Linked DNA regions of Homo sapiens: region 1 is linked to region 2. The links are chromatin contacts, found by Hi-C in ENCODE. All regions are on one chromosome and are shown on one strand. The core of a region is the stretch at or near the end of the contact, and the rest is flanking DNA. Distances in the headings are between cores, read along the strand shown. Region 1 has its middle 44 kb from the start of LINC00322. Region 2 overlaps HSF2BP (heat shock transcription factor 2 binding protein).

Region 1 (5,688 bases), core at 2,157-4,656, 330 kb before region 2:
GGCTTAACTTCACATGCAACTTGGGAACTAGACCCGGCCAGTGGGGAGTGCTTGCAAGAGGAACCTGGAAAAGTGGAAGGTCTAGATCTGTAAGTCCAAGTTCTCATGTTGAAAGGGCAACATAGATGTTCTTATTATTCAAATTAGACCAAAATGTGTTTGTTCTGTGTCTGAATTATTGTATACCTTGGAAAACCTATTTAGGATTCACATGAGAAGACAGCCAAAGAGGACAAATTTATGTCATTCATAAGATCGTTCAAAAATAGTCACAGAATGTCCATCTGGTGCCAGAAGTTTGTTGAATGTTGGGATATAAATAAATATAATGATTAAGTTCAAATTATTACCTCATCTTTGTTTCTTTGCATCATTGTCCTCGAATGTGGCCTATTCGCTGCTTTTCTCAGTGTTTTCTATAAGGTGATAATTAAAACATCAACCCGAAAGACAATCATTGTGGGCCGAATTGTGCTCCTCCAAGTCCATATGTTGCAGCCCTAGCCCCCGGCACCACAGAATGTCCTTATTTGGAGGTAGGGACCTTAAAGAGGTGATTAAGGTAAAATTAGGCCATTGGCATGGCCCCTAATTGAATCTGACTGGTGTCCTTGTAAGAAGAGTGGATTAGGACACTGACAAACACACAGGGATGACCACTCAAGGACACATGGAGAAGACGCCATCTAGAAGCCAAGGAGAGAGCCCTCAGGAGGCACCAGCCCTGCTGGATTAGGACACTGACACACACAGAGGGATGACCACTCAAGGACACACGGAGAAGACGCCATCTAGAAGCCAAGGAGAGAGCCCTCAGGAGGCACCAGCCCTGCTGGATTAGGACACTGACACACACAGAGGGATGACCACTCAAGGACACACGGAGAAGACGCCATCTAGAAGCCAAGGAGAGAGGCCTCGGGAGGCACCAGCCCTGCTGGATTAGGACACCGCCACACACAGAGGGATGACCACTCAAGGACACATGGAGAAGACGCCATCTAGAAGCCAAGGAGAGAGGCCTCAGGAGGCACCAGCCCTGCTGGATTAGGACACCAGCACACACAGAGGGATGACCACTCAAGGACACACGGAGAAGACGCCATCTAGAAGCCAAGGAGAGAGCCCTCAGGAGGCACCAGCCCTGCTGGATTAGGACACCGACACACACAGAGGGATGACCACTCAAGGACACATGGAGAAGACACCATCTAGAAGCCAAGGAGAGAGGCCTCGGGAGGCACCAGCCCTGCTGGATTAGGACACCGACACACACAGAGGGATGTCCACTCGAGGACACATGGAGAAGACCCCATCTAGAAGCCAAGGAGAGAGGCCTCGGGAGGCACCAGCCCTGCTGGAACCTTGATCTCAGCCTCCAGCCCCCAGCACTCTGGGAGAATGCATTTTTGTTGTCTGAGCCACCCACCCAGTGTGTGGTTCTTTGTTATGGCAGCTGGAACGAACTAATCCAATATGCCTAGTCACCCAGGTATTGCCCTAGGGACAGAAAATTCACCAACACCCTCTCTATGCACTCTATGAAGAGACCGGACTTTTAAAATGTTTTAAATGCCTTATTCACAACATCTCATGATATTTTTGTTTTCCTCTTTTAATTGCTCTAATCTAATTAATGAGTTTCCCCTAAGCAAAGAGTTCTCACTTTATTGTTACTTTTTGTCTTTTCACTACACGTATGCAACATTTGATCTTATTTGCTATTTGTTTTTAAGAACTTTTCTTTTTTTAAAAAAGTTTATTTATTTAATTTTTATTGAGATGAAGTCTCGCTATGTTACCCAGGCTGGTCTTGAATGCCTGAGCTTAAGTGATCCTCCTGCCTCAGTCTCCCAAAGTGCTGGGATTACAGGTGTGAGCCACCGTACCCAGCCTAAAAACTTTCTTTTCATTTGGAAATAATTTTAGAAACACAGAGAGTTACAACGATAGTCCAGAGAGCTCCTGTAGATTCTATCCCTGCTTTCGCCTAATGTTCACTCTTGATTATTTTTTAGTTTCAAATGTAATCCATGTTGCTTGGAGAAAGCATGGAAAATATTGGAAATGAAGTGGATTTTTAAAAAAAAATCAGTTTAATATTAGCACTAAGACATAAATCCAGTTACCTTTAGGAATCTTTCTTTGCAGCATTTTTTTCTTTTACTTTTCCTTTGAAATAATTATCAGATTACAGGAAGTGGCAAGGAGAGCAGACAGGGCTCTCATGGGCCCTTCACCCAGTTTCCCTGCAACAGCTGCCGCTGATGTCACCATAGCGCTAACTGACACCAGGAAATGGGTATTGTACGATGTGTGCACAGTTCTCCACCATTCGATCGCACGTGTAGATTCATGAAGCCACCGCCCAGTCCAGGGTGTCCCATCACCCAGCTATCTCTCTCGGGCTCCCCCTTGCTGGTCTCCTCCCCCGAACCATCCTCAACCCCTAGCAACCACTCCTTTGTTCTCCAGTGCCACACTTGGTCATTTCGAGACAGTGGTATATACAGAATCAGGCAGAACGTGACCTTTTGGGACTGGCCTTTTTGCTTAGTGCAATGCCCGTGACATCGGGCAGGTGGGTGTGTGCAGTAGCTCACCTCTTCCTACCGCTGTATTCCAGACACCACGGTGTGTTTAGCCGGTCACCTGGTGAAGGACATCTGGGTTGGCTGTGTCCGGTTTGGGGCTGTTATAAATAAAGATGCATGAACACTCGTGTGCCCTTTTCGGTGTGATCAGAAGTTTTTATTTCCTAGGGATAAATGCCCAAGAGTACAATTGCTGGGTCATGGTAATAGACTTAGTTTTTAAAGAAACTGCCAAAGCCTGGCCTACCATCCTTCCCTTCCCAGTGCACCCACAGGAGGTGTCATTTTACATTCCCAGAAGCAGGATATGAGTCTGTTCTGTAATGCACAGATACTACTGATATTATTTTGCTTGCGATCAAATTGTACCTGCTGTTTTATAATGGGCTTGTGTCCCTTGATATGATCTTATGAGCATTTCTCACACGTATTTTCCTACAGCTCCTTTAAAATTGCTGAATAAGGCAGCACGTGGGTAAACAGCCCCAGGGCCCAGTCCCACAGGGCTTACTTAAGCGCGTGTCCACTCCATGGCCGCACCCGTGCATCTGCTGCGGAACCTGGCGGGCACAATGCTAGGGGTGGGGCTGGAGTCACCGAGACTTGGTCCTGCTCCATGGGACTTAGAGCTGGTCCACAGATGAACACGTTGATCACAGACCAGGAGTGCTGTGGGCGAGACTACACAGAGTCCCGAGTATAAGCCGTGTTAGGTCAGGGAGAGTGCCCACCCATGTGATGTCTGGGCTGAGGTCTGGAGAAAATGCAAGCGTTCAATAGGCTGGGGCAGGGGAGGGCTGGCTGTGCGCGCTCTATCTTCGTCAAATCTATTTTATCTAATCATTTGCAAAAGCAAATAACACGAGCTCTCTGTCCCGGGACAGGCACACAGCTGTTGACTTTGTTCACTGTTTTGTGCCCCTCACAAGCATGAACTGGGCATGACTCAGGCATTTGCAGAAAGAATGTCAAATGTCACCCAGAATATCACTGTATACAAGAGGTCTTTGCACACAGCTCCAATATTTTGCTTAGAGGTCAATCTCTGGAAGTTAAATGGCTTGTTGCTGAATGCTGCATACATTTCCAAGGTCTAGATACTGTTCTAAACCTTAGTGACTGCTCATTTACACTCTGGACCCTAGACTTCGGCGAGCACCCTCTCTAGATGGCCACACCATGAGTGTCTCACCAGGGCTCAGGGGCTGCCTATCCCCTTCCCTCCTGAGCTGGGCCCCCAAATCCTAAGGCTGGGTGTATATGGCCAAGTGCAGATGGAGGCAGGCTCTGTTTTCAGGAGCAGGACCTGATCCAAGTTTATTACCAAATTAAATACTCCTCCCCCCTCCTCATCGTAGACCAAGGCACAGGATTTGTTTGGAGCTTGGGGTGGGGAGGGAGGTGAAATGATGGGAGGGTTTCCACATGGGGTGGAGAGGGCAGGGTGCTCCACTCTGCAGCTTACAGATAGAGGCAAAAATCAATAGGGCTTGACTTTGGTGTCCCCCTTCTGGACCTGCAGGTGGATTCCCACCAACTGATCAGCCTTGCCAGGGCTTTCTGGGAGCCTGTCTGGTGGGAAGGAGCTCCCACAGCAGTGGTGATGGAGAAGGTCCCAGCTCTACAGATCCTAGGCCCATGAGATGGATAGAGATGGTACAGAGAGAGGGAAAGGCCCAGAAGCCTCTGAAGGACAGCAGGGCACAGTCTGCCATCTCACCTGGCAGGGGCCCAGGTACCTGAGCACCGAGAGGCAGGTTTGCACTCGGCACCTGTCTCTAAGACTCTCCCAACACACTTACCTTTGTCTTTGCACACTGGCCCTGGGCAGTGTGGCAAGGTGGTTCTGCATGAACACAGGCTTATAGTATCGTGGTCATCAAAGATGGCCCTACCAATTCTCCCTCCCCAGCACAACTGCATACTGCCCCTCACACCGAGAGACAGAGTGTAAATCCCTGATCCTGGATTCCCCATTAATGGCTTTGACTAAAACAATGCAGCAGAAGTGACATCCTGAGATTTCCACACCCAGATCTTAAGAAAACTAGGCTTCCACTTCCTGCAGATGGGAACCTGGCTGCCATACTGTGAGGGAGTCCAAGCAGCCACATGGAGAGGCCCAGTCAGTGGAGGACCAGGCCTCCCACCAGCAGCCCAGCTGAGCTGCTGTAGGAGTGAGGCCATTTGGGACCTTCCAACCATCCCTGCACCCAGTGGCACTGTGGAAGCAGGAGAACCCCCAAGTCAATCTGTTCTGGAGTCGTTTGTTATTGAGCAATGAATAACTGTATCAGAAATTGATGTGGCAGTGTTCTTTTAAGAATAACTTAATTTAGGATTTCAGATTTTGCTCATTTATAAGGAGCATTCACCCAGTTTCCAGAAATGATTCAACTAGAGCCTGGAGACGTGGGTCACCTTCCTCTTGGTGAAGCCAGTGACACTTCTCAGATTGAGTCTGGGCCATTTTCAAAGCAATAGCATCTGGCAAAGGCCCAGTGGCCAGGGCGTCTCCTCCCTGGAGACCCGCCTGATTTCAGTAGCTCCTTCCTGACGCTGTTTTGGGGCCGGTGTGAGAGGCCCCCATGGCTGCCTTGGGAGGGTCCCCACAAGCTCAGGCGGGTTGAGGGGGGCGGCTTCCTGGCAATGAACTTGAACCTTCAGATCAGGGAGGGTCTCCCTTTTCCTCTGGAGCAGGCCCCACTGGAAACCTTACTGCAGTTGGGACTTCCCTGCTGGCCCTTGGCCCTGGAGAGGGGGTGTCCTCCCTGGTGGGTCCCATTGTGTTTGCAGTTTCCAGGCAGTTTCTGGCACACTGGCCTTGGACCCCCAGGCTGGGAGCCATGGCGTGCACACAAAACGACCTTCATCTCCTGCTTCTGCTTGGCAAGCTACCCGGGAGGTTTTATTTTCCACTGAAGTTGCTTCCCGATTATGGGCATCCCTGTCCATTCAAGACCCTTTTCAAAGCCTTGCTAATTGCCCCCCAGAGCCCCACCCGCATCCCAGCAGCAAGCCCAGGCCAGCTGTTCTTTTGATCTCGAAAGGCAAAAGAGGAAGCGGAGAAAGGCTGTTTGCAGGCCAACTGTGC
Region 2 (5,418 bases), core at 1,926-4,425:
CCGGGCGCGGTGGCAGGTGCCTGTAGTCCCAGCTACTCCAGATGCTGAGGCAGGAGAATGGTGTGAACCTGGGAGGCAGAGTTTGCAGTGAGCTGAGATCACACCATTGCACTCCAGCCTGGGTGATAGAGCAAGACTCCATCTCAAAAAAAAAAGAAAAAAGGAAAAAAAGGATAAGAAATAGCACAGTGAAGAAGCCTTGAGACTCTATGAGGAAAGAAGAGAGAGAAAGACACCCCACTAGCCCCCAGCTGTTCCATCCCTCAACGATTTGAGTCATCCCAGCTAAGGCCCCAGATGTTGGAGAGCAGAAGCAGCAAACTGTCCCTGCCAAGCCTGACCAAACTGTAGACCCACGAGCAAGATAAATGTTAAGACTTTATATTTTGAGGAGGTTTGTTACACAGCAATAGAAAATAGAAACATTACTAATACATCGCTGAAGAAAAAAAATATATATATATGTATCTCATAGCAAGCAACAATGCCCAACACAACAAATGTACTGGTAAATGAAGTCTGTATCATATATCTAGTATTTTAACTGCAAATGCCAATGCTGCATTTCATTAAATATCACTAAAACATGAACTACAAAGTAAAATAAATGTGAATAAATTCCTACACAGCTTCAGTATTTGTCAATCTGTTGGAATTTCTTTGTTTTACATGGTAATTTGTACTTTGCTTACTGATATTTAATCTATCTAGAATGCCTGTGAGTCAATTCAAGGCCTACAGAATTGACTTTGTTACCATCTACCAAAACTAAAAAACTGCCAGTTAATTTTTCTGTTAAAATGATTTTTCTAGGTTCATTTTTCATTAAAAGTGCTTATAGGTAATTCTAGAGATTAGTATAGTAATTACATAATTCAAGAAATGGGGCCAGGTACGGTGGCTCCCACCTGTAATCCCAGTACTTTCAGAGGCCAAGGCGGGTGGATCACCTGAGGTCAAGAGTTTGAGACCAGCCTGGCCAACATGGAGAAACCCCATCTCTACTAAAAATACAAAAATTAGCCAGGTGTGGTGGCATGCACCTGTAATCCCATCTACTCAAGAGGCTGAGGCAGAAGAATCACTTGAACCCGGGAGGCAGAGGCTGCAGTGAGCTGAGATGGTGCCACTGCACTCCAGCCTGGGCAACAGAGCAAAACTCAGTCTCAAACAAAAAAGGAAATAAATCTGGGCCAAGCATAGTGGCTCACACCTATAATCCCAATACTTTTGGAGGCCAAGGTAGGAGGATCACTTGAGTCTAGAAGTTTGAGATGAGTCTTAGGCAACATAATGAGACCCCATCTCTACAAAAATAAAAATAAAAATTAGCTAGGTGTGGTGGCTCATGCCTATAGTCCCAGCTACCCAGGCTGAGGTGGGAGGATTGCTTGAACCCGGGAGTTTGAGGCTACAGCGAATTATGATCAGGCCACTGTACTCCAGCCTGGGCAATTAAAGTGAGACCCCATTTAAAAAAAAAAAGAATCTGGTGTCAATTATTTGTGCTGAAAAGGATATACAGAGTTGAGACGTACTATGTCTGATACTTTTGCTTTAGACTGTAATAGTTTCATCTTATTTTGAGCAAAAAAAGTAATAATAGGGTATTGGCAGAATGATAGACATATAAATCAATGGTAGAATTGAGAGTACAGAAATAAATCCTCACATTTATGGTCAACTGAATTCCAACAAAGGTGCCAAGACAAATCAATGGAGAAATGATAAAAGAATAATCTTTTGAACAAATGGTGCTAAAACAACTGGATATCCACATGCAAAGGAAGGAAGTTGAATACCTACCACACACCATATACAAATATTAACTCAAAATGGATCAAAGATCTGAATATAAGAATTAAAGCTGGCCGGGCGCAGTGGCTCACGCCTGTAATCCCAGTACTTTGGGAGGCTGAGGCGGGCAGATCACGAGGTCAGGAGATCAAGACCATCCTGGCTAGTATGGTGAAACCCCGTCTCTACTAAAAATACAAAAAAAAAAAAAAAATTAGCCAGGCGCGGTGGCAGGTGCCTTAGTCCCAGCTACTCAGGATGCTGAGGCAAAAGAATGGCGTGAACCCGGGAGGCAGAGCTTGCAGTGAGTGGAGATCGCACTGCTGCACTCCAGCCTGAGCGACAGAGCAAGACTCCGTCTCAAAAAAAGAAAAAAAAAAAAGAAAAAATTAAAGCTATAAAATTCTTTATTTATTTTTTTGAATCTTACGCTGTCACCTGGGCTGGAGTGCAGTGGCACAATCGCAGCTCACTGCACCCTCAACCTCCTGAGTAGCTGGGACTACAGGCCTGCACCGCCACACCCAGCTAATTTCATACTTAACAGACTAAAGTACACTGTAAACACAACTTTTATATATGCTGGGAAACCAAAAAATTCATGTGACTCACTTTATTGTGCTATTTGCTTTACTGCAGTAATCTGGAACCAAACCTACGGTATCTCTGAGGTATGGCTGTATTTCAAAATCATATCTCTGATAAGGTACTAGTATATTACAAATACCTCTTACAACTCAGTAACAGAAAGGAAAATAACCCAATTAAAATATGGGCAACAAGGAGTTTCTAGTTCCAAATGGTGGCATAGAAGCAAGTTGGCTTCACTGCCTCCCAAAAGAAAACCAAAAACGAACATACAGCAGCTCCAAGATTATCAGCAGCAATATCCCAGAACTCTAAATATGAGGCTCAGACAGCTCTCACGGCAACAGACAAGTGAAAAAACTCTGAACAGACAGTAAGACAACTGGACTTTCATACCTGTGACACCCGTCTCCATAATGTGCCCAGCACCAAGCGTGAGGAAAATTTCCACAACTCAGTTGCTACACTGGAAAAAGCAGATGGAGGTGAACAACTACTGTCCCACCATCTTAGGTTCCCTGGCAGAAGACCTGTCCCTGCTTCAACCCATGGGAACCACTGTAAGTACCTGAAGGGAAACTATCCCTGAGGATAGCCAGAGGCAAAGTGGGGAAGCAGAACTACTATTCCCAGCCCTGGAAACGCTGCTCTGTAACTTGGCCAGAGAAGACACCAAATCAGAGCGGCTGTTCAGCAGATGCACACAGTAGAAGGTATGTCCCACAGGTCCCCTGGGCACAGACGCCTTGCCAGTATTCCCACACTGCCGGGTTATCCTCTTTGTGACCTCCCCCATTCGGGATGGGCAATACTCTGATGGTTCCCTAGAGCCAAGGTAAACCTGGGCTTAAGGCACCATCTAGTGCCTATAAAGAGGCAGCAACCTAGCAGAAAAAAAGGAAGAAATTCAACAAGTAAATTACAAAGAATCTCTAAGTAAACATATCCAATAAAAAACAAAATAACCCAGACAGACAAGACTGGAATAAATACTCTTTCAATGCAAAGACATAGACATATATCCATAAGAAACAACAGGAAACAGGGAACCACGGCCTCCCCAAACAGACAAAGCAAGGAACCAGTGACTGTCTCTAACAAGATGGCAATATATGAGCTCTCTGACCAAGAATTCAAAATAGTAGTTTTAAGGAAATTCAGTCATCTCCAAGATAACATAGAAAAGTAATTCGGAAATTTGTCAGAGAAATTTAATAAAGAGATTGAAACTTAAAACAATCAAACTGCTGGGCACAGTGGCTCATGACTGTAATCCCAACACTGTGGAAGGCTGAGATAGGGGCCTTGGGGCCAGGAGTTTGAGAACAGCCTCAGCAACACAGCAAGACCCCATCTCTACAAAAAACATAAAAAATTAGCCAAGCACTGTGGTGATCGCCTGTAGTCTTACCTACTCAGGAGGCTGAGGTGGAAGCACTGCTTGAGCCCAGGAGTTCGAGGTTGCAGTGAGCTAGAATTGTACCACCAGACTCCAGCCTGGGTAACAGAGCAAGATCCCATCTCTAAAAAATCAACATCATCATCATCATCATCATCATCACCATCATCACCATCATCATCACCATCAAACAGAAATCCTGGAACTGAGAAACACATTTGCTGAACTGAAAAATTAATTTGAGGCTCTCAACAGCGGAATGGATCAAGCAGAGAATCACTGAGCTCAGAGACAAGCTATCAAAAACACAGAGAGGAGAAAAAGAAAAAACCAAAGGAATGAAGATCACCTACAAGATACAGAAAATTACCTCAAAAGACCCAATCTAAGAATTATGGTGTTCAACAAGGTGATGAGCAACAATAAGGGGTAGAAAGCTTATTCAAAGAAATAACAGAAAACTTCCAAAACTTAAGATATAAATATCCAGCTACAGGAAAACCACAGAACACCAGAGTCAACTTAAATGAGTGTACCCCAAGGTATATACTAATCAAACTCTCAACATTCAGAAATAAAGAGAGAAACTTAAAAACAGCAAAAGAAAAGAAACAAGTAACAAAGGAACTCCAATTCATCTGGTGACAGACTTCTCAACAGAAACTATACAAGCCAGGCTGGGCACAGTAGCTCATGCCTGTAATCCCAGCACTTAGGGAGGCCAAGGCAGGCAGATCACTTGAGGTTAGGAGTTTGAGACCAGTCTGGCCAACATGGTGAAACCCTGTCTCCACTAAGAAAACAGAAATTAGCCAGGCGTGGTGGCACATGCCTGTGGTCTCAGCTACTCAGGAGGCTAAGGCAAGAGAATCACTTGAACCTGGGAGTGGAAGGCTGCAGTGAGCCGAGACTGTGCCACTGCACTCCAGCCTGGGCAAGAGAGCAAGATTCTGTCTCAGAAAAAAAAAAAAGAAGAAGAAGAAACCATATAGGCCAGGAAGGAGTGGGATGATATTTTCAAGGTTCTGAAAGAAAGAAAACACTATATAAGAATATCGTATCCAGCAAAGCCATCCTTCAAATATGAAGGACTAATAAAGTCTTTCCCAAACAAACACTGAGAGAATTTAACACCAACCAGACCTATCTTAGAAGAAATGCTAAAGGAAGTTCCTCAAACTGAAAGAAAAACACACTAACATGCAGAAAGAAAAAAATTGAGGGTATAAAACCCACTGGAAAAAGAAATACTTAAATAATATATAAAATAAATATAAAACACACTGGTACACAGACAACCCCAGAATACTCTAATACTGTACTCATGATGTGCAATCCATGCAAAACTCTAGTGTGAAGCCTAGAAACAGAAACAATCAGAGCTACAGCGACCTATTAAAAGACAGGTAATATAAACACGTAAATTGAGATAACAAAAAGTCAAAATATGGGGGATGGAGTTAAAGTATAGGGGTATTTTTAGTTTTTTCTTTGTTTCTATTATTTTTTGTGATCAAAGATAAGTCATCTCTTTAAAATAACCTGTTATATCTAAAGATTTTTTTGTAAGCCTCATGGTAACCACAAAGCAAAAATCTGTAATAGATGCACTAAAAATAAAAAGCAATGAACTA

What was found. Hi-C counts contacts between places; a loop is a spot of excess contacts on that map. Pooled maps may share reads with other maps.
Region 1: a pooled map shows a loop between it and region 2 (2.0-fold over the local background). The contact joins two enhancer-like sites. A Hi-C loop is called at or near these places in 9 of 50 pooled maps.

The regions. Positions count from the first base shown.
Region 1 is chr21:43,284,950-43,290,637 of GRCh38, forward strand. No RefSeq gene overlaps it. Among named protein-coding and RNA genes, the nearest start is that of LINC00322, 44 kb to the right of the region's middle. RefSeq lists a silencer at 5,520-5,688. Within about 2 kb of position 3,407, at least 7 of the 41 ENCODE cell types and tissues checked have a DNase peak (open chromatin) inside an H3K27ac peak, as active enhancers do.
Region 2 is chr21:43,616,786-43,622,203 of GRCh38, forward strand. All of the region lies in intron 6 of HSF2BP (heat shock transcription factor 2 binding protein), which reads right to left. Among named protein-coding and RNA genes, the nearest start is that of MIR6070, 9.5 kb to the left of the region's middle. Within about 2 kb of position 3,176, at least 3 of the 41 ENCODE cell types and tissues checked have a DNase peak (open chromatin) inside an H3K27ac peak, as active enhancers do.